Linked DNA regions of Homo sapiens: region 1 is linked to region 2. Evidence: chromatin loops called from intact Hi-C (ENCODE). Cell type or tissue: mammary epithelial cell. All regions are shown on one strand. Each heading gives the region's core, and the rest is flanking DNA. Links, peaks and the distances in the headings are about the cores only.

Region 1 (10,783 bases), core at 1,342-9,341, 84 kb after region 2:
ACTTAAAGTATAATAGTAATAATAAAAAGAAATAGAGGGTCAACTGTACAATTTTATCTGTCAATTATACCTCAGTAAAGCTGGGGGTGGGAGTCCAGGAATAAATAGATAAACAGATAAATAGTTTGAGTATCTCTTTTCTGGCAGGGGTCAGGGGCTGGGGAGAAGTGGAGATAGGGCAGAGAGCCTTCCCTTCTTTTCCATTTCAATTTCTCCTAGCCTAGAATCTTCTTTTCTTTTAGTATTAATAGAAAGTTCTAATTTTTAATGAGGGCCATCCATGGTGCCTAGAGATAAAGTAGCCATGGTCATTCAAGAGTGATTCGTCCCCTTGTCCTCCAGAAAATAATCAAAGGCTTGAGATCAACCCCATGGGCCTATATCTACCCAATCAGAACAGTGAGTTATCACAGAGCCACAGCTCTATGAATGCTTTACTTGGATATTTTTTTCCAGAAGGAACATGTTTCTCACACAGCAATCTTAATAAATGCAAGTGGGCTCCATTTCTTGGCTTTGAGGTAATGAAAAATTAATTACCATACTTTACAAGTAATAGATTCCACTCACAGCACTCCTTTAGAAGTAAATATATCATAAATAGTTACTATTATACCAATGGTTGGTGGATTGGGCAGCCTGTCGTCCATAAATCTTTTTTCAACAGACATGTTATTTCTTCTGGGGGAACAAACAGATTTGTTTTAGATCAGAGAGTCAACTGACAGATGGCCTTTGTAAAAACACACCATTTGTATAAATAAATTATAGTTTCACTATGGTATTCTGCATTTGTGGATTTGGAAAATCAATGCCCCCATTCTCCAGACTGGGCCTAAACTGTAAAGAGCAATTTTGTTTAGGTGTGAGGTCACATTGCACAGATCTGCCAACACAGATGCTAAAGTCCAAACTCTCTGGATACTTGCTGCCACTTCTCATCACAATTGTCACAAAGAACTCTGCCTGGAGGTAACAGGATGATCTCCCAGAAAGCTCCGTAACCGATCAGAGCAAGTTACCAACTGGCACACTCCCCTTAGCTCTGGGCTCTGTTTCCATTAAACGTAATGATACCACGTGCCTTATTTTCCTAACCACAACTTTGCATAATTGGGACTGACAGTGTATTTGTCTTAAAAAGCTGAAACACTTCATTTTCTTTTACAATATAGTTCATCAGTTAAACGCTAAACATTCGGTAGATTTCTTTAAAATCCAAACCAGCCCTAACTCTGAGCACACTGGAATCTCAGTCATTACTCATCTTACAAGGTATACACATGTAACATATGCATCAAATATTTGATTCATATATAAATGTACATATCTAAATATGCATCTATACACACACATACCTACTCATGCAAATCCCCTTTCCCAGAACCAAAGGGTCAAGACTTAGTATCAAAAAAGACATAGTTTGTCACTGTTTTTAAGAACCAGGACTAGTAAAATGTTTCTTTTGCTAGGAGACCAAGACATTCATTTTAGCCAGAAATTATAAGCATAGTCTTTGTTGGCCTAATGATTGCCTGCGTGTCCTTTTTTTTTTAAGGATATTATTCCCCCTCCACACATGATTAAGATCCTAAAGTCATCAGTCGTGATCAAGGAAATAAAAGTTTAACACCAATCATGTTCACTATTCAAAATATAAAAACAGGAAAGACTTTGTAAGTTTCCAGCTTAAACAAAAATTTATGTGTCAAATTGTCCAGTATTTTCCTAGCTACAACGTACTTTTGGACGCTGTGTTTATTCTTTCACAGGGTGGGATACTGTTAGCCTGGTGCTTTGTCTGCATTCATAACCTCAAGCTCCCACATTGTTATTTAGAGTTATACCAGTTGGTGTCTTGATAAAATTAATACAGTGTCTAGAGTTCCTAACTTACATCCAAAGAAGTGCATAAACCAATGATTTCCATCTGTTTCTATGACACTCCCAGGGAATCTCAGGTTACTTCAAAGGAGATCAGAAATTCCCAAATAAAATTAATTTAGATCTACAAATCTTACGCATATACTTACATATGCCAGATATAAATATATACCTACATGCACATAGGTAAATTCTGGAAGATGCAAAGTCAGGAAATTACTAAGGTAATTGCATATTAAGATCCTAGGAGGGTAAAATGATCACAAATTATAATATGTATCGTAAACTGATTAGAACTAATCATGAAAAATAAAAGTCCACTCAGTTTACACAAAATCACAAATTTGGATCAAGAAAAAGGGTTTGGGGGGTAAATCAATGAAGCTATTTTTGAAGTAGATGATTTTGTGGATGAATTACTAGCAACCCAATAGGATACAAATCTGGTTGGATGACTGATTCATTTGATTCTTTTTTTTTTTTCATCTCTAAATTATGCTACATGCCTCTCTCTAAATGGAGAAGTGCTTCATCCTGCATCTCAATAAAATTATTAAAGACATGTTTGCTGTAATGGAGTCAACTCACAATCAATACCTGTATTCATAATATTATGCACACATACAGGTCAAGGGTTAAGAAAATGTTTTCAGTGCAACTGTAATCAACCAACCCTCCTGTAATTAGGCTGTTTGCTGACTCCTTAGGGACATTTATTGGGAGGGGCCCAAGGGCCCCTCTTAGACTCAGATCATGTGACTGAGTGCAAAATTCCTTTGCTTAAAACAAATGCACTTCTCCACCTTCAGATTAAGGCAGTGATTAAGAGCATGGATCTGCCACTTCCTAACTCTATAACTGTGGGAAAGTTTCTCATCCACTCCCTGCCTCAGTCTGTAAAAAGGAGAAAATAGTGCTTGCCCCATACAAGTGTTGAAAGGATTAAATAAGTTAGGATAAAGTGCTTAGTACAGTGCACATAGTAAACATTCAATAAGTGTAAGCTCTTATCATTCTTTATTATTCAACTTGTCAGAGGTTCCCCGAGCTAGAGACCACTGCGGAACTCTAGATTACTTATCAACTTATGATCATGTTGACTTTTTAAAATGTATTTTAATTTTATATAATATTATATGATACTATCTCAGTGTTAAATTTTTATGTGTTAAATGTTCGGTATTAAACACACATAATTCAACTAGATCTGCATATTAAGTGGCATATTTGTCCCCTATACATCCTGAAAAGTTTGGAATTGGCGGAAACTGCATTGACTGGGTATCTGGACATGCATTGGAGGATCTCCCACTAATGTCCTGCGAGGCCATGGCTGAGTCATTTCACCCTTCCAAATACCAGATTTCTTCCTATAGCAAAGGTTTCCACTAGGTGAACTCTAAGAACCCTTTTATCCTAAGAATCAGAGTATTTTGAAGCTGACCTCTTCCTTGATTTTCTGAGTTGTGACAGCATCATCTGTCTGAAGAAACCAACCAGTATGAAATGGGAGAATCCTAACCAGTAAATTTACTAGATCCAGCCTCTCTCAGGATAGCACATAACAAAATGCTAGAATGAACTGTTATATAAAATTCACATAAAAATGACCACATATGCCACTTTTATTGGGAAATTACAAGGAGAATGTGAATCTAATATCTACTGATGAATTATTCAACTATATTTCAGTCAGCCTGGCTGACTGGATGACAGAGTATGAGTATTTTTCAAGCACTCATAGAAAACTCCTGAACTCTCTTGAATGTTGGCTTGATGGTTATTTCTGGTGAAGAATGGACACCTGAAGGTATAAGAAGAGAGACCCTTTCTTTAGGAATGGGAAAGGACATCATTATGGGATGCCCCAGGGGATCATTTGAAACCCTTTAAATATACATCTTGGGGAAAGAAGACTTTATCCTGACTGGATATCTGACCTGGAAAATACCTTCCAAGACAAAGAACAGTGAGGTCATACACAGAGGGCGTGAAAGGCTTAGGAAAAGAGTAAAGGAAGCCCCAAGAAACAGAGACTGTTGAGTCCAGGGGAGTTTGAGAAGCCATAGGAGACTGAAATAGAGGCTTATGCATATGTTGATGATATATGCGTGATTTGGAGGAAGTCAGAGAGAAACATGGCTGATTTCTCAGCAAATACACTTTAAAATGCACATGTTCTAAACCTAACCCGCTATCTATAAACGCCAGCAATAGCCATGATTAACTAACTAGTAGAGACGCAGAGGGTGGTAGGCATGAGTTCTTCCCACTCAGGCACTGGGAGGCTTTCAGTCACTCCAAAGTCCCCACTGCCTAAATAGTTACAAGTTTGTAGTAGCAAATATACACAATATTACCAAATGTAACAGCTTTAAAAATCAGCCATTTGGCCAAGGCTGGAGAATTCTGTTTGCACCGGTTTCTCTTTTTGGAAGGGATCAAAATGTTGCCTCTCACAGTCCTTTGACTGTAGGAGAAATCAGAGGAAACCTGGATGGTCCACAGCAAGTTAGTATTTCCCACTGAAATAAACACATTCTTTTGACTCCCCTCCAGCCATGGAGCCCTGGCCAACAACTCACAATACAAAGCCGAGACTGGCTTCCACTAGGAACACAGCAACTGCTAATCCCCATTATCACACCCGACAGTGTCCACCACACCCCCATAAAGATGCATTTTCTAGTAACTAATAAAAACTGGTCCTGAAGACAATAGCCTCGCGCTCATCTAAATACCCGTTGGGATATTGCAAATTAACACCTTGTAAAGCAACCCAATTAAAAATTATGCCCATACACACAGTCTCACCCACCAAAACATACATCTGCCTCTCCAAATATTATGCAACGCTGGATTCTAAATCGGTCTTAATTTCTAAAAAGCCTACAGGCACGGATATAAATTCTCAGCTCTCGTGGCTGTGGCCGCCCTATGCACTCTTCCCAGTGGTGGACACAAACGTTAATGTACTTGTTATTATTTAAGGACACAAAAATATAGAAGGTGGCATTTTTCGCTTTCCCCTTCGAAGACTCTCCCCAGAGCTGCCAGATGAACGCCCACGCCACCTTCTCCCACCAAAGGTGGATCCAGCTAACAGGAGACTGGATCGCGACCATAGCGCGTTTGTGCCCAGTTCTGGGGAAAGCCTCATGTTAGCGAGTGGCCCTCGGCTCGTCTCGCAGATCGGCCAAGTACGCGGAGGCCGCGCGGTTTCACCATTAATACTCCTGAAGGACAATAGCTCATCAAGCCCCACCGAAAGCCCCGGACCCGTCGCGGAGCCTGGGCTGGCGGGGGATGAGGCTGAGCAACTCCTCCTAGAGGTGGTTATGTGGAGAAGGAGCAATCCCTTCTCCCTCCTCCTCCTCCCCCCGCTACTATCCGCGGCCCAGAGAACTGCCGCTTGCCGCCATTGACACGCACAGATAGAACCCAAAGAAAGGCAAAGAGTCCTGCCCGGCACCGGCGCCGCGTGGGCCAAACCTGCGCCCGTGGAGGGGCGCGCAGAGGGCACCGGGCGCCGGGAGCAGGCGGCGCAGCACCAGGTGAGCCCGCCATGGCGATGGCATTATTGTTTAGGGTGCTCCGGGGTCTGGAAACAAAACGCGCCGCCGGGGCAGTGCAGGGGCCGGAGAGAACCACCTCTGCCTCTCCCCCGAGCCCCTGCGGGCGCACCCTCGATAGCCGACCCACCCTCTGCAAAAACAAATTCTTAAATCCAGCTGCCCAACTTGCTTCCTTGGGCGATAAAGGGGGGGCTGCTAAAGAAGTGGTCAAATTCCTGCGGCCAGCGAGGGGCCGGGGGCGTCGAGGGTACTGAGAGGGGAAGGAGGAGGGATGCGAGGTTCAGCAGCGGGCCCCAGGCGAGGCTGGACCCGGAGGAAGCGGAGGTCTCCTGGGAATGCGGAGTTTCGGGCGCAGGAGCGGGAGGACGGAGGCGCCCGGCCGCCGATGGGCACGGGGCGATGGGTGGGGGGCTGCGCAGGGCCCGAGGGAGCCCGGGGAGGGCCGCTCGGGGGCCTCTGAAGGTGCCCGGGCAGGGCGCCGGCGGCTCCAGGCTGACAATGGAGGGGGCGCGGAGCAGCCGGGCGGAGGTTAGGGACCCGAGTCCGGGGGCGGGCCGCGCCGGGGAAGGTCAGGTCGGGGACGCCGGGTGGCGGGGCGAGGGCTGGGGGTTGCTGCGCGGACACCCGGGCGCCGCGGGCGGGCGTGCGCCCCGGGGCCGGCGCGGAAGAGGGCGCGAGGCCGGGCACTCCCCTTCGGTTCCCTTTCCGGGGCGCCCGGTGCCGACGCGCGCTGCGCTTTCACCGGGAAATGGCGGCCCGGCCGTGGCTCGCCTGGGCAGTCTGGCTCCCGCTTTGCGCGGGAAAAAATAATAATAATAAAAATATCGAAAAAGGGAATAAAAGTAAACTGGCTGCGGCGCAGGAAAGGGCTCTGCCGGGCGCCGGACGCCGTGCGTATCGCTCGCGGGGCGCGGCGGTTGGGGACCAGCCCTGCCTCCCCCGGCTCCCAGCCTCCAGCCCCGGCGCACCTCAGCCCCAGCCCGGCCAGCCCCCCGGATCGCCCGTGGGTGTCCTCCCCCGCCTTTCCTTGGGGGGGCGCCCTCAGTTCTTGCCCTCTTTGTTCCTTACAACAATGGCCAAAGGGGCATTGGTTCCCCAAGGGCCAAACGAGCTTCCTCCAGGAGTTTCCCGTCGCGTGCAGTGGACCACCGTGGGCCTGACTGAGGCCTGGTCCTTGCCAGGGTTTTTTGGCAACGGCCCTGGATGAGTGAAGGGATGAAAGGCGCGAGAAGAAATGGGCTGAGAAACCAAAGTGCGGGGCCCTGAGTGTTTGAGGGGACGCGATGGGAACCGTGGCTCCGCTGCCCTGATTTTAAGGGCAGTTACCCTGTCACAGCCACGCTGGAACTGAGGTGTCCTTCCAGCTTCTGTCCACCTCAGAGGAATTCAAAACAAGGGCCCAGTTCTAAGCCCCACAGACCCCAGGATCCCCTAGGGGCCATTAGTCCACCGCGGCAAATGGTTTCCTCACTTTGCTCATTTGTGTTTGTTTTGAAATCCAATTGTCACCTCACTGGGCTGCACAGTTGCTACTGAAACGGTTCAATAGGTGAGAGAAAAAGAAAACATTATTAAGAGCGAGAACGTGTCTTCGTGTGTGTTGTTTTGAACCACAAACTAAGCTACACATAATTCTCAATCCGTTTTAACACACTTTTTATTTTCAAACTAAATGTTAAGAGCTCCAAGATTTGGAAACATACTGGTGATTTTTAGAATTGTTTTAGCCTAAAATTACATATAAATAAATAGAGGCACTGCCCGGCGGAAAAGTTTATCTTGAGTCGCATAATTCACATCTTCATAACCCCTCTTTCCTGTAGCCAAATTTCCTTTTAAAACATGCCCAGTTCTCCTCTTCTCTGGTTTTTCCTATCCTACCACAGTTACACCTCACCTGGATCCATTAATTGTCAGACTTTACACATTATTAGTGGTTTCCTCTATATCAAAACTGCGTAAAAGAATTTACCTCCTTGAATCCGGAGTGTCCCTGTGATTCTGACCCTACTCCCTCACCATTCCATCTTCTGTCTGGTTCCCAGGATTTTTAAAGCGCCTCTGGTCTGCCATTTCCCAGTGGGTGGGACACCCTGCTAGCTATTGTCTGAGACAACCACATCTGTTTTCACTGCCTCCTGCCAGCAGAACAGGAGGTGAGTCCTGTCTTAGGCAACTTTAAATGAAAGGTATCTGTAACTTGTTACCGGGGAGGGATGTGCAAAAATTCAGCCAACTTTCTTAAGAATGTTTTTCAACCTTAAGAAATAACCTCCAAGTTAGATGCAGTCTTGGTAAATGGAAAGTATATTGCACAGAGATTAACAAAGAACTTGTGGTTAGAGATCATTCAACAAACACTTATTGAGCACCAAGTCTTTTGTTGTTTGTTTTGTTGTTGTTTTGAGATGGGGGTCTCGCTATATTGCTCAGACTGGTCTCGAAATCCTGGGTTCAAGGGGTCCTCCCATCTCAGCCTCCTGAGTATACACCAATTCTTAAACACCTCTAGATAGGGAAAGAAATGAAATATAAGGAAGTCATTGGGCCCTTCTCTCATAAAGCTTACAACCCCAAGCCTAGGAGATAAAATATACATGCAGGTAAAACAAGGTAAAAAGTGATTTTGGCAAGCTAGTGGGAAAACAGGTACTTTCATATACTGCTGACTGGTGTGTAAATTGATATAACCAATTGGAAGAGCAGTTTGGCACTATAAAATTAATAATGCACACATTCTGTGACTCACCATTCCATTTCTCAGTATGTCACCCAAAGAAGCAGGCATCCGTGAGCTCAGCATGTATAAGGATGTTCATTGCAATTTTGGTCATTCTGAAGTAGAAAACAGCCTAACAGCCATCAACAGGGAATGGCTAAATAAACTCTGGTGCATCTGTCTTCTGGAATATTAGGCAGCAGTTCAAAAGAATGAAGCAGATCTATACATACTGAGACAGAAAAAGATCACCAAGATGTACTATTAATGAAAAAAGCAAATTGCAGAACAGTACATACTATATGGTACTATTGATATTAAAACGATATAAAATTATACATCTCTATAAGTAAAAATTCATACAAAATGGACAGAAAAAGTATAGAAGATGCCCACTAAGAGAGACAAGAACTAGAGGAATTGTCAAGAAGGGCTTTAGCCATATCATTATTGATACCCATCCATAACCTTGTTACAATATTTGAAGTTCTGTAATTTGTTTTTTTTGTTTGTTTTGTTTTGTTTTGTTGAGATGGAGTATCTCTTGTCCAGGCTGGAGTGCATTGGCACAATCTCAGCTCACTGCAACCTCCATCTCCTAGGCTCAAGTGATCCTCCTGCCTCAGCCTCCCTAGTAGCTGGGACTACAAGCTTGTGCCTCCCAAAGTGCTGGGATTACAGGCGTGTGCCACCATGCCCGGCCAAGTTCTGTAATTTGAATTAATGTATGTCTTGCTTGGATAACTAAATACAAGTAATAATTTTAAAGTGATTGATAATACATAATGATAATACATAATTAATACATAACGATATACACAAAAAATTTACTACAGTAGTTTGTAAAGGGAGAAGAGAGTTTTGGACTTGAAGGGAGGGTGTTGGGCTAGGCTTCATAGAGAACGTGGCAGGATTTGGATGAAGAAGGGTAAGGGAGCGAGGCAGGTGGAAGGAAGCTGGATGCAGATGCTGTGTTCCAGCTAGTCCTCATTCTTCAACATGATTATGAGATTCCCTTGCAAGGCTGAGAGTCCTGGCCTGGCCTACCCTGCCAAGGTTCAGGTTGAAGGATGAACTAAAAGAACCCTCACAATTTTTTTCATTGCCATTTAAGTCTGTGACTACCTTAAATTCTATATATAGAAGAAAGAGAAAAACGAGCCAGTAGAGAAGTATATGAGTTCCAATATAGTATTGGAAGATCATGTTTTTAAAAGGAGTGTAGTGAAATCTTGAAGATAGAATTTTTTTCCCCAATATACACTGGGATGTATATTGGGAATTAGGTTGGAGGGAAAGATAAGTGTTTGGGAGGATAATTCATTTCCCCCAAAAAATCACAAAAGAGACCTTTTGAAACAAAATATTTAAGGCTGGTTTCATTTATTCAAACACTAGTTGAAGGAATATTTATTGAATATCAACTGTGACCTAACACTATGCTAGGTGGCATCTGGGGGTAAAACATGCAATAGCATTTTGGAAGAACAGCCCAGTTGCAGCAGTTGAGGTAAGGGGGCTGGTTCTAGTTTGGTCTCACAGGCCATGGACAAGTCATTCAATGAGCACGTTCCCTTCCAAGCCATTCCTTTCATTGTAGCTACATTTGGGTGGGGGTGGGGAGTGGGAGAATGCTAAATGATTGATCACTCAAGTCCCTTTCAGTCTTAGATTATGATTTTGTGAAATCCTGTGATTTCCAACATTGCAATGACTATGAATTCAGGCAGATGGAATTTGGAGACTACAGGATTAGACCGAGGGGATCTGAAAGTGCCCAGCCTTGGGAAAAACAAAACTATTTGCTGTCATGAGGGTTCTCAGCAGATGATGTGGCTCTCAGGGTTTTCCTAGAGTTAAACTTTCATTATTACCCCTTTACACACATACAACCTCAAGTACCGTACTAATTGTAGCGGTTGGTTTTGAAATAGAGTGGACAAAGAGGCAGAAATATGCCCAAGAAAATGTCAGACTGCATTTCATGAAAATAGTTCTCTATAATGATTTCTTTTGTGGAAATAAATCACAGTAGTTAATGTTTATTAAATGTCTGCTACCTGCCAGGTACTGTTCAAGCACCTTACATGTATTAACCCATTTAATTCTGACAGCAGCCCTATAAGTAGGTACTATTACTACACCCATCACAGGAAAACGAAATGGTGGGGGGATGGTGAAGAACATGCCCCAAAGTCACCACACAAGGGACTCCAGGCCAGGCAGCATGACCCCAAAGCCCTACATCCTTATGCCCACGTGGTAAGAGCAAGGAGCTGGTAGCTTTCCGATGATTCTCAGATGATACTCAGCTTAATGTTTGTGTAGGCAAATTTTTATTTTCAAAACTTATTTGTCTCACTACTTTATCCAACTATGACAAATGAAAGAATATGAGACTGAGCCACAGAACTCTGTACTTTAAGCTGTCTTGTCACAAAGTATTAAATAAGATAAATTTGGTGGTTTCTCTGAAGCCCTTACTGTTCATTTATCCATCTCACCATCCATCATACTTTGCCCGATTTATTTGACTGGCATTGCCAATTTGGACTTGGAATGGAGTAAGTAATTCAAGTCAAAATTCTCATGCTTTGATAGAAAT
Region 2 (10,783 bases), core at 1,575-9,574:
CTTAGCCACTCAGGCAGAACTGGGTGCAATCCACATGCAAAGTGACCTCTGGCTGCTAGAAAAGTTCATCTCTGAGAAACAGCCAAGCACCTGTGGAAGGCGACTCAGAGGGAGGTAGAGGGCCACGGCCCCTGTACCCCCAGGGCCCTCCCCAGCAGGCCCACCTCCTTTCCAGGCCTGCCACTCACCCTGCGCACACACTTTGCTGCCCCTCCACACGCTTGCCCTAGCCGGGCCCTTACCTGGAGATGCCATTGCTTCTTATCTGCCTCCTTTCAAGGCCCAGCTCAGATCCCATGGCCCTGGAGAGACGGTTCTGGGCTCCTCAGTTGGTGGAGTCTCTCCTCCCTGCAACTGCCTGGAACTCAGTGTTCTTTTCTTCCTCCACTTTATGTGAGAGTGTGCAAAGGGGCTCTTCCATTTTTGATAGTGAACTCTTAAAGGGCAGGGACTTTCTTACTCCCAGGCTCAGGAGGGACCTAGCTCAGTGTCTCCCCTACAATCCAGCCATCGACGGGGGATCATACATATCTACCACCTGCTGAGTTATCAGCCAGCTTTGTTAAGCACCTGCTGTGTGCAGACACTGTGCTTCCTGCCAGGCTGGGAAGGAAAGGGAAGAGGCCCCTAGGACTGTAAGACCCAGCTCCTCCAGGAGCTTCACCAGAGCACACCCAAGAGCACACCCATCCACCCTCCAGGAGCTTCACCAGAACCACCAGGAGCACACCCATCAGGGACAAGTGTGCTAAGTGCTAAGTGAGAGGTACAGCCAGCCAGGGCAGGGGTGCTGAGGACAGAAGCTCCTGCGGTGGCCAGTGTGGACAGAATGAGCAGATGACTGAGTCAGCTGAGAGGGGTGTTACAAAGCAGAGATGGAGGAGCTGGCCCTGCATGTAGGCAGTCCCCACCCTGGGCTCAAGCTCCTTTCCTCGGTAGAATCTTCCAGTGAGCTCAAGCCTGGGCCATGCTCGCTTCTCAGGTAGGGGAGGACAAGTGGGATGGCGATGGAAGGAAGAGGGTAGAGAGGGCACCTCCCAACTCGGAGGGGCTGGGAGTCTGGCAGCCAGTGGCTGGGGGTGGGGGATGTCCTGGCCAGGGAGGCACCCCTGGATGTGCCTATCACCAGAGAGGTTCCTTCTCAAATGCCCCTTCTCTATACCTCCTCAAGGGCCAGAGTCCTTGGTTAGTCGCCAAGAAGTGAAGCCAGCAAGCCCAGAGCCCTGGGGAAAGCGCCTTGCCTTGGAGGAGGAAAGAGGTGGAGAAGCTGCCCCTGGACAGAGGGTCGCCAGCCGAATCCTTCCAGGGGGTACCTGGTTTGAGGGGATGATCAAAGTGTATTGTGACCTCAGGAGTGCAAGGATGGGCCTCTGTCCTCTCCAAGGGCTAGAGCTCAGCCAGGAAAGCCAAGGCCCCCACATCCGCACACCTCCAGCTCTCGTGGCCTGCTGAGGTGTCTGCTGCAGCCCCAGCCAGGACCCTCTGCTGTTGCTGCAATTTTGAGGGCTCTCGGACTCCTCTTGCTCATGAAGAATTGTGGTTCTGTGAGCAACCTCTCTGCAGAAGGGGCTGTCAGTACCATCCTGATCTGACTGGGAAAGCCTCCTCCCGAGGCAGGCCAGGCAGCTGTCACCTCTCCCACCTCTTCTCAACAGAGTTCCTTCAATTTCCTTTGGTGCTGCCACCATCAACCCTGTTACTTCCTGGGCTCTTTCCAGTGTCATAAGCAGACGAATGTACCAAGCTGGAAAAGCAAGGAGCGTTTGTCTTAGAAAGGACGGAACCGCAACATAATGGAGGAGAGAAGCCCAGGAGTAATACTGGGTGGCCATGCCGGGTGCCTGGGCTGGTCCTCAGAACCAGGAGCCTCACACATCTAGTCCGGTGCCCAGAGGTGCCCCAGCCAGTACTAAACTGACACAGACGGAGGCAGCAGTCTATGTAGTTTCAGGAGGGTCTGAAGTAAGCCCTCTTAGCAAAATTGTTGAAGGGACAGTGGCTGGAAATTAACCACCTTACATCTCCCTTTGTCATGACACTCAAACCACCTTGCTGCTTGCTTCTTCAGTGAATAGAATGACCATATTTTCTTGTTCTATCCAGGACACTTTGCAATTAAGAAGGGCCCTGGTAGTCAGTAGGCTGTGACAGCAGATGTCAACCTGGCAAACCAGCAGGTGGTCACAGTGACAATGACCCAATACCCACGTCATCCTCCAGCCCTTCCAAGCCAAGCTCTGGCAACAGCTCAACCCCTCCTGGTGCCTTGTAGCTGCAGCCATTCACCAATGGCCTCAGGTGTCCACAGGGCCAGGTGGACATTGTGTGGAGAACAAAGTGAACACGCCCCTGTTCTCACCTCCATGCACCTGGGCGAGTGGGATATGATCAGAACACAAATGACAACTCTCACCGAAGGCAGGACAGACAGGCCAGCGGAAGGCAGAAATGAAGGGCAGGGGACATTCAAAGGATAGAAAGATCTTGAATAAACAAACATTTGGAGGGAATTTTTCCCCGACACTATTTTAAGATGGAGAGGCTGGGTCGCCAGGGTTACCAGGCCATTCTGGTGATTTGACTTTAAATGCTGGGATTCTGACTTTAAATTCATAACAACATCTTTCCTCGGCCCTGGTGGGTTAAAGAAAATGCTTTAGAGCAAATTTAGTGTTTTCTCCCATTCACAGTATCTGGCCCACAAGGCTTGTGGGTTAAAGCACACTCCTGATCTTCATTTGATAACCTCATCTCTCTCCTCTCTTTTGGTGCTTATTGTAAAGTAGGAACAGCAGCCTCATTACATGGGGAGGAGCAGTATGTCCAGGGCTGCAAACAAATTGCGCAGGTCCATTGCGGCCCCGTTGGGGTCAAGGGCACATGTGCATGACTGGATGCAGCAAAAGTCACAGCTAATGCACCCCGATGGTGATCCAGATGTGATGTGAGGCTCAGTGGGTACTTAGAGATTTTTCACAGCCAAGTTAACCAGTCACCCAACCCTCCTGCCCTTCCCAGGGCATGGCAGAAATAAAAGGCATCCCTATTTAAAATGACACACGTGTGAGTGGGTTTGAGGATTCCAGATGACTCACAGGATCCTGTACATTTGTATATAGTCAAATGGTCTTCATCTCCTGCCAGCAAACCACCCCGCTCTAAACCTACAACAGTCGAGGAAGACAAACCCATCACGACCACCTTCTAAGAAGACACAGCCAAGTCCCAGGGCTCACTGTAAGATCACAAATGCAGTGAAACTGCTTGCTAAGAGACATTTTTCTTGCACTCCACTCATTCCAAAGACAAAGCAATTTATTGCAAAGTCTGCCAAAATAAACGTGCCTGCAGCTCCCCCAGCCAGTGGGAAAGCACTTGGGCTGGGATGGGAGTAAGGAGATCGGGTGCTTGCTCCGGCCACAGCGTGCTAGCAGAGTGACCGTAGGCAAGTGCCGCCCATGCTCTGAGCCTCCAGTCCCTCATGTGTGACCTGGGGCAGGCACTGCCTACCTCCCAGGTGATATGAGGGCTATCTCTGTGGAAGCACTTGGAACACAGTAAAGAGCCATGCAAAGGCTAGACAATGCGATTGCTAGTGTTTGCTGTTCAGAAAAACAAAAAACAAAAAATAACCTTGCTTTTCATAGACAAACCTCAATTACATGGAATCACTTAAGAATGGTTCGTTAAAATTTCTGGTGAAATTAGGTTCAAAGAGGACCTCCTTGGAGGCATGAAGAAGGCCTGACTGATAAACACTGTGGACACTGAGTAATGAAGATGTGGAAATGGTGGCCAGCTTGGGGAAAGACATGAGGATAGATCTAGGAAGTTGCTTTTTCAAACTAAAGTCCATAAATGTTCATAAGAGATTTTTTTCCCTTTCTCCTAGAAAAGTCAGCAACTTAAATTATTTTTGCTTTAAAATTCCAGTTCCCCATATTGCTCGTTAAATGAGGTTTTTCTCTTCAGAGGGCTCCAGCCTGCAATGTTTCCTCCATCCTGGTCCTGCCCCCACCTCCCTCCTTCTATCTCCTGCCCCCCTGTGCCCTTGGAGACACGCTGGGCAGACTCCCCATGTGATCAATCTGACGTCTTAAGTTTAAACGTCATTACCTCAGTATATCAGCAGAAAAAGTTCTATTTCATTGTGTCTTGTGGCAAACTTCAGTTCGGTTAATGGAGGGTTTCGTATACTTTTAAAAGTAAGTCAGGCTGGGTGCAGTGGCTCACCCCTGTAATCCCCAGCACTTTGGGAGGCCAAGATGGGAGGATCACTTCAGGTCAGGAGTTCGAAACCAGCCTGGCCAACATGGTGAAACCCCGTCTCTACTAAAAGTACAAAAAATTAGCCAAGTGTGGTGGCGGGCGCCTGGAGTCCCAGCTACTCAGGAGGCTGAGGCAGAAGAATTGCTTGAACACAGGAGGCGGAGGTTGCAGTGAGCCAAGATTGCACCACTGCACTGTAGTCTGGGCAACAGAGCGAGACTCTGTCTTAAAAAAAAAAAAAAAAAAAAAAAATATATATATATATATATATATATATATATATATATATATATATATGAAAGTAAGGCAGAACCTAATTTTCAGAATTGCATAACGACGGTCACAGCTGACCGACTGGTTCCACATATTAGGCACTAGGAAAAAAAGATTTTCCAGAGTAATCCCTAGATGATGAAAGCACGAACTCATTACTTTTTTTCTTGCAGTAGTTATTTTTGTTAAGGACCTGTCCATACTGCAGGCAGTGGGTATTTTGTATGGAAGAAGAAAACATTTATCTGCATACAGTATGCTGGTTTTTTTAATCATTTCTGTTTCAATGTAAAGGCAAGGTGCCTTCATTTTGCTAACTGTTGTACATTTCCTATGACTTTTAAAATGTTGTTTCCCCTGAACTCTCCTTCAGGACAGAAGCGCCCCCAGTGAGGCCATCTGGTGCTAAGCCCCCAACGTGAGGCCTTCCCGGCTCCTCACCTAAGGTTTCCCAACCACACACATGCCCAACATGACCCCTGCCAGAGCCCCCTGTCCACCCTCGTGCCTCTTACCAAAAAGAAGTCATTTCCCAAAACCCAGGGCCTTTCCCGGGCTGACAGGTCAGTCACCGTCTCTGTGTGTGCCATGTTCACATCCTTAGGGAGCCCCTGGCTCACATCTCCTCGTGGTACCAAGCAGATGGTAGGAGAGCTTCAGAGTCTTCTACCTTCTTGCTGCTCTTTGGCACGTTACCATATGGCCTCCAAAGCTCCAGAGCAAACTCTGACCCTTCACAGAATCTGACCCCAGCCCTTCAGCTCTGATGGTTCCTTTGGCCATAGCTCTCCCTAACACAGTCCCATTTCCTTTTGGTGTCCTCTGACGATTCCTCACCCCTTTCTCTTGCATCGCCCCCTTGTTAACTGTTTTCTTTATTTTTCAATACTCTCTTATCGGCTCCTCACCCCCAGACCCCTTGGCTCCCTCCCCTGTTCCTGTCTCCATCTCTTTTCGTCTCCATTCCGATGCCCCTGACCATTCCCTCTGCCCCCAAGGCCTCCAGACACTTCTTTCAGCACAGCCCACTGATCACTACCACAGCTCACCTCTGCAAAACGACACCCAGGGAGAAAACATCAACAATATTGTCAACCTTGTGACAGTTTTGTTTTCCTGTCAAACACTCCTGGTGCCTTTCATTTAAATAGATTCTTTGACAGATATATCTTAGTAGGTTCCCTTTCAGGGGAAAAAAAATGTACATTTTTAAAATTTTTAGTTTTAGTTTATGTTCTAAGTCTCATAAAACACTGCTATTAGGTCCTACGGGTAAAGAAATGTTTTGGGTTTTTTTGTTTTTTGGCTTCATGGTCATAAGCAAAGTGTCTAGGGTTTCCTGTTGGTGTCAGGTCCGACATGTCACAGCAAACTCCTCAGCACAGGCCTGTGACACACTCAGCTCAGGAGAGGGCAGCAGCCAACTACAATGCAAAGGGATGGATTCCGCTTCCTGGTCTTTAAAACCAAAAGGGAAGACCAGGTGTCCTACTTTGTGCTTCTATAATTCAGTAACTTTTCTGTTGATTTCAGTAAGTCAAACACACTTTTCTTTAGGCCTACTGGATTTTGTTGATTTAAAGAGATGTTCTGGCTCAGGCTTGAGTTGATACCCACCCTTTCCCCACCAAACCCGGGCGGAAAGTTACAGTGAACAAAGAAGGGCTACAGTTCCCCATGCTGAGAAGACGAGCAAGTGCTTCCAGAAATGCTCTTTCCTTTCAGAGAGGGAATCCATTTGGCTTCCCTTCAGTGCATGGCTTGGTGGAATCTGGGATTAGATCCCCAACAAGCGATGAGACATCCAGAGAAACGGAGTGCCTGGTATTTATGGCAGAATATAGAATAACTCGTCTTTTTCTTAACCAATTCTTTAGTTTATGGTTTAGCCAAAAGTAAGCAAGCCAGTTCCATGGCCATCCAAGACCCTGAGAGAAGATCCCCCACCAATATTTCCCATGAATGATCAGGGGTCTACAGAGTTTCCATCACCGAAGCCATTTGAGTTCAGTGTACACGCTCTGGAATGATCAATGTAAAAATGTCAATCTCTAAGTGGTTCTGTTGCCAAAAGAGTTTATAGATTGTGTTGAAGAGAAAATCAGCACCTGTGTTTTCTGTGGTGTTACTGCAGGGTTCATATAGAATGGAGTGATGTCTCTGGGAATATGGTTGTGCAGGGACCATGTTAAAACAGGTGTCACATGAGCTGTCACCCAGCAGGGGTAGAGACAGAACAGAGCAATGTCCTACTATATTAATTGGCAAGAAAATACGCTGTTAACTGGCACACAAACTCACAGGAACTGGCCGCTCCTATATCGAGACACAGCCTCCAGTCTTCCTATCAAAATATTAACTTAATATCAACCAAAGATGTCCCTCCCCACTTTGAGAGGAGCCCTCAAGGAAGTCTGATTTCTCCAGCTGTTTTCTGAAATAGCCACTTGTGTGGGTGTCCTTCTGGGTCCTGAGGCACTCACATAGGGTTCTTCAAATATGCGTGGTGTTGATTGTCAGTGCCCATAGCCCCCAGCCTGTCCACACCAGGCTGCTGACCATAGTATGAGGGAGAAGTCTTCTGCAGAACCTGGCGACCCCAGAGCGGCATTCCACTGGGTGGTAGTAATCCCAGAGCATAGTGGTCTCTGTGGGCCTCCCATGGCCCTGGCCACACATGCAGCCTCTTGGTGCTGACCAAAGGGACCCCTCCTGTGCAGAATACCTGTGCCTTCAACCACAGTTTTTCTCCAATAATCCATAACTACTTTAGTCTGTTACACCAGACTCCACCAAGCACAAAATCATCCCGTGGCCTCTTTGGTTGATAATCTAAAAAGGGGGCTCCACGGAATTTTAATTAGTCTATAATTTTGAGAGCTTTCTTTATAAGAAAGAGTATAGAATCTCATATCATATTTCAGCAATTTAGTAAAAATAGCATTTTGCTGGGAAAAGAATACTAAGGGGAGGTGCCTGGTTCCCTTGTTCTTAATACTTCCTTTCTGCCCAACTGAACACTGCAAACTTCCACGGCAGCCCAGGATGATCTTGCCTGTTTATTAAAGCAATTGGATTTTATACATTTGATACTTTAGCTCTTTTGTTTAAACTTTTTTTCTTGTTATTTGGTGTACAATATTTAAATGTACAGTATTTTATCTCCATAATTAGCTTAATTATAGAACAGAGTTTCTCTTCCTTCTCATAGTCTTCAGATAATTCAGAAATGTTTAAATCTTCGCACCCACTTTATATATGTTGTGCTGTTTCTAACTTCATATATGTAAATACTTTTTGACATACTTTGGTGTTTCAAGTTCTGTCTCTACTTTTATTGTGATCATTATCACCATGATTCTGTTATCATTCTTAATGTTGGATTTTTTTTCTGGTGCACTCTATTTTTTTAATCACCTTGGATATTTTGAAAGTATGTTAGCTATTTGTGTACGTAGACATAGGAAAGTGCTGTGCTTAAATTAAGCTGTAAGCTCTCTGATAGACAGATATTGACCTTAAAATTTGGTCCTCTTAAATGCTATCTATATGGTTTTCTTCCAATTAACAGGTGCTATTTCAACAAAACTTGTTTCTCTGCTGAACTACTCTGTCCTTTCCGCTTCTGACTTTAATTTTTAATTGCCTGTGATTCGGTTTGCCAATGCCTGAATATACCACATCAAAGATAGATATTTCCCTTGACAGTGGCATCTTCTCTCCATTTTGCTAACTTCCAGGCTGAGAGTGAATAGCAAGAAAAACAGCCCAAGTGGCCAGGGTTTGCTCAGAACCTACTGAGCAGACAGCTTCACAAACGGCTCCTCAAGTGTTTTGGCAGTGGGGGACAGACTATCCAGCTAGCCCATAGCCATATCTGTTTAAAACTTCTTGCTTCCTACTTCTCCACCTCCAGGTAGACTTCAACCTGGAATTCTAGAAATATGTGTTGACCCAGGCCCTGCTCACCAGTGAGGCAGCACACACAGAGACAGGCAGTGTGGTCTCAGTTCAGAAGAGACCTTTCTCCCTAACCTGAACACATCCATCCTGGGCAGTGTGACACCAGGGTGAGGTCCCTGCATGGGGAGACAGAAGACCTAGGTTCTGGTTCCAGTTCTGTCACTGGTGCAATGACAGGCTTTCTGGGCCTTGGTCCTATAAAATACAGGGCTAGACTTTGAATGCAACACAAGTATTCTGTATGGAAAGACTTAGCTGAACAAAACAGCCTATTCTTTGAAATGTAGCTTTGCTACTGTCCAGATGTGGAGGATTTTAGCAAATGAACACAACTGTTCTTTTAAGTAAGAGGTCCTACCCGCTGGGAACCACAGGGGCCAATGACTTGAACCACAGTAATGTAATAGGTATCCTAAAGATCAAAGGTGAACCCAAAAGAGTGATGTGGGAAGACCAATTACTAATTGCACTAAATAAAGGCTCTTTCGAAAAAGCCATCAAATGAAAAAAATGAAGCAGGAACTGGCTAAATTAGCAAAACGGTTAGACAACAGTTAGCCTGACACACTTCAACTTATAAGGAAAAAAAATGGACAGATAATTTTTTGCTGAAATTGTAGTCCTTGCTATTTGTGTTGTTCTAGAGTTTTATATGCCATTTCATACTTCTTCTCTATGATGTAAATACTTTTCATTGTAAAAAATGTAAATATTAACTATATTTTTTGTTTCTGTCTTTTCTAAAATGGAAGTTGATCCAAGTAATAAATTACAAATCATCTATATCTTGTTCTTTTTTTTTCTTTTTTTAGAAATTATATACCTTTACTGTCCTTCAGAAGGGAAAGAGTTTCATGATTAAAGAGAAACTTCATTCCTAACTAATGGAAGTAAGATGGTGCCATATAAGAGGAAAAGATGAAGGGTCAGGAGAGTGGGTTTTGCTCTGACTTTTTCATTAACAGATGTGGGGCCCTGACTAAGTCAGTTAACCTCTTGGAGCTTCATCTAAAACTGAAAACAGCTGCCAACATTGTTTTAAAACTCAATAAGGTAATAGATGCAACATGCTTTGAAAGTAAAAAGGTGTACTCAAAGGCATGGAATTACTAAGCCTTAATTGTCATTGTGTTCATTGGTTGAGGGATGAAAATTTTATATATAGGAAATTTGTTTAATTATTGTATTTTGCTTGAATTCTATTTTGGGACAAAACCAAATGGAAATTGAATGTCAAGTTAACTTCTACTGGTACTTCTAAAGGCCCATAATTAATAATCATAATGATCTTATGACCTTTAAGAGCACTGGGGAAGAAATAAGTTTCAATAATTTTTAACAAAATTCTTAAGTCTGAATGTTCTTGGTTTGACCAAAATTTCTTCATCAGTGCCTAACAAACATTCCATGATGAAGCCTTTTCCGGAGGCAGAAATGTAATCAAATGATGTGGAATTGGCAATCCATCCAAAGGGGGAAGGAATCCCAAGGAATGTCCCAGGCAAACTCTACTTTGGATCCAAGGAACTCACATATACAAATACATCAAACTGAGGAGTGCCTTCTTTTCCTTTGTAAATGACCAAACTGAACCAATTCAACTCAAAGGAAAGCCACAATGACTAGCAGCTTACTTCACACTTCAACAGACCAAAAGGCTTGACCGTGGATTCTTGCCATGTCAGAGTAGAAAGAAGCCTTAAAGATCATCTGCACCCCTCGCATCTTACAGATGAAAGACTGGGAATTTATGTGACTCATCCAGGGTCATTCAAAATCATGGGCCCTCCAGCTCATGAGAAAAACAGCTAGGGATAAAGAGACAATATAGTCCTTCTCAGCAGATGTGGTTCCACCTGCTCCACCTGCAGCTCAGGATGAGGGACATGGAAGGCAGGTGGAGGGGAACTTGTGCTTTCATCTCTCAGCCACTTACAGGCCCTCCATCTTCCCCTGAGACCATCAGAAATACAGGCATTGCACTGTACAGTTTGGGGATCTTGGCTGTGGATGAGGACAATTGTGTCATAAAAGTAAAAGCTTCCATCTCTCCTCCTTTTCTGAGAAGCAGGATGGGACTGAGAAGTCCCTGAAGAAGTGGGTTCCAGGTCTGAGTCTTCCATTAAGCATGATCATGAGCCCTTCCTTCTGTGAAATGCTAGCACTGAGCATTTAAAAGCACCTTCTCCACTTTCTCTTTCCTGGCTTTTCCTGTCTCACTGCCAGCCCTGAACTTCTATCAGATCCTTGATGCAGGACTGGTAAAACAGGAAGTTAT

Evidence for each region. Peaks named below come from ENCODE experiments on the same cell type or tissue, not always from the same donor. Only the 100,000 strongest peaks of a DNase experiment are listed, where the experiment ranks them.
Region 1: a loop joins it to region 2, with 13 times the contacts of the local background. A loop is called at or near these places in 6 of 110 quality-filtered maps.

What each region holds. Positions count from the first base shown.
Region 1 is chr10:70,047,563-70,058,345 of GRCh38, forward strand. It overlaps MACROH2A2 (macroH2A.2 histone), which reads left to right and starts at 5,284. Exons shown (of 9, transcript NM_018649.3): 1 at 5,284-5,438. In mammary epithelial cell, for the core only: CTCF peaks have their summits at 5,209 and 6,494; a DNase peak (open chromatin) is centred at 5,259; H3K4me3 peaks cover 2,579 bases; H3K27ac peaks cover 1,073 bases.
Region 2 is chr10:69,963,076-69,973,858 of GRCh38, forward strand. LOC107984242 (a long non-coding RNA gene) reads right to left here and starts at 1,249. Exons shown (of 4, transcript XR_007062181.1): 1 at 1,163-1,249; 2 at 243-348. In mammary epithelial cell, for the core only: a CTCF peak has its summit at 5,965 (motif pointing right); no DNase peak of the experiment used is centred there.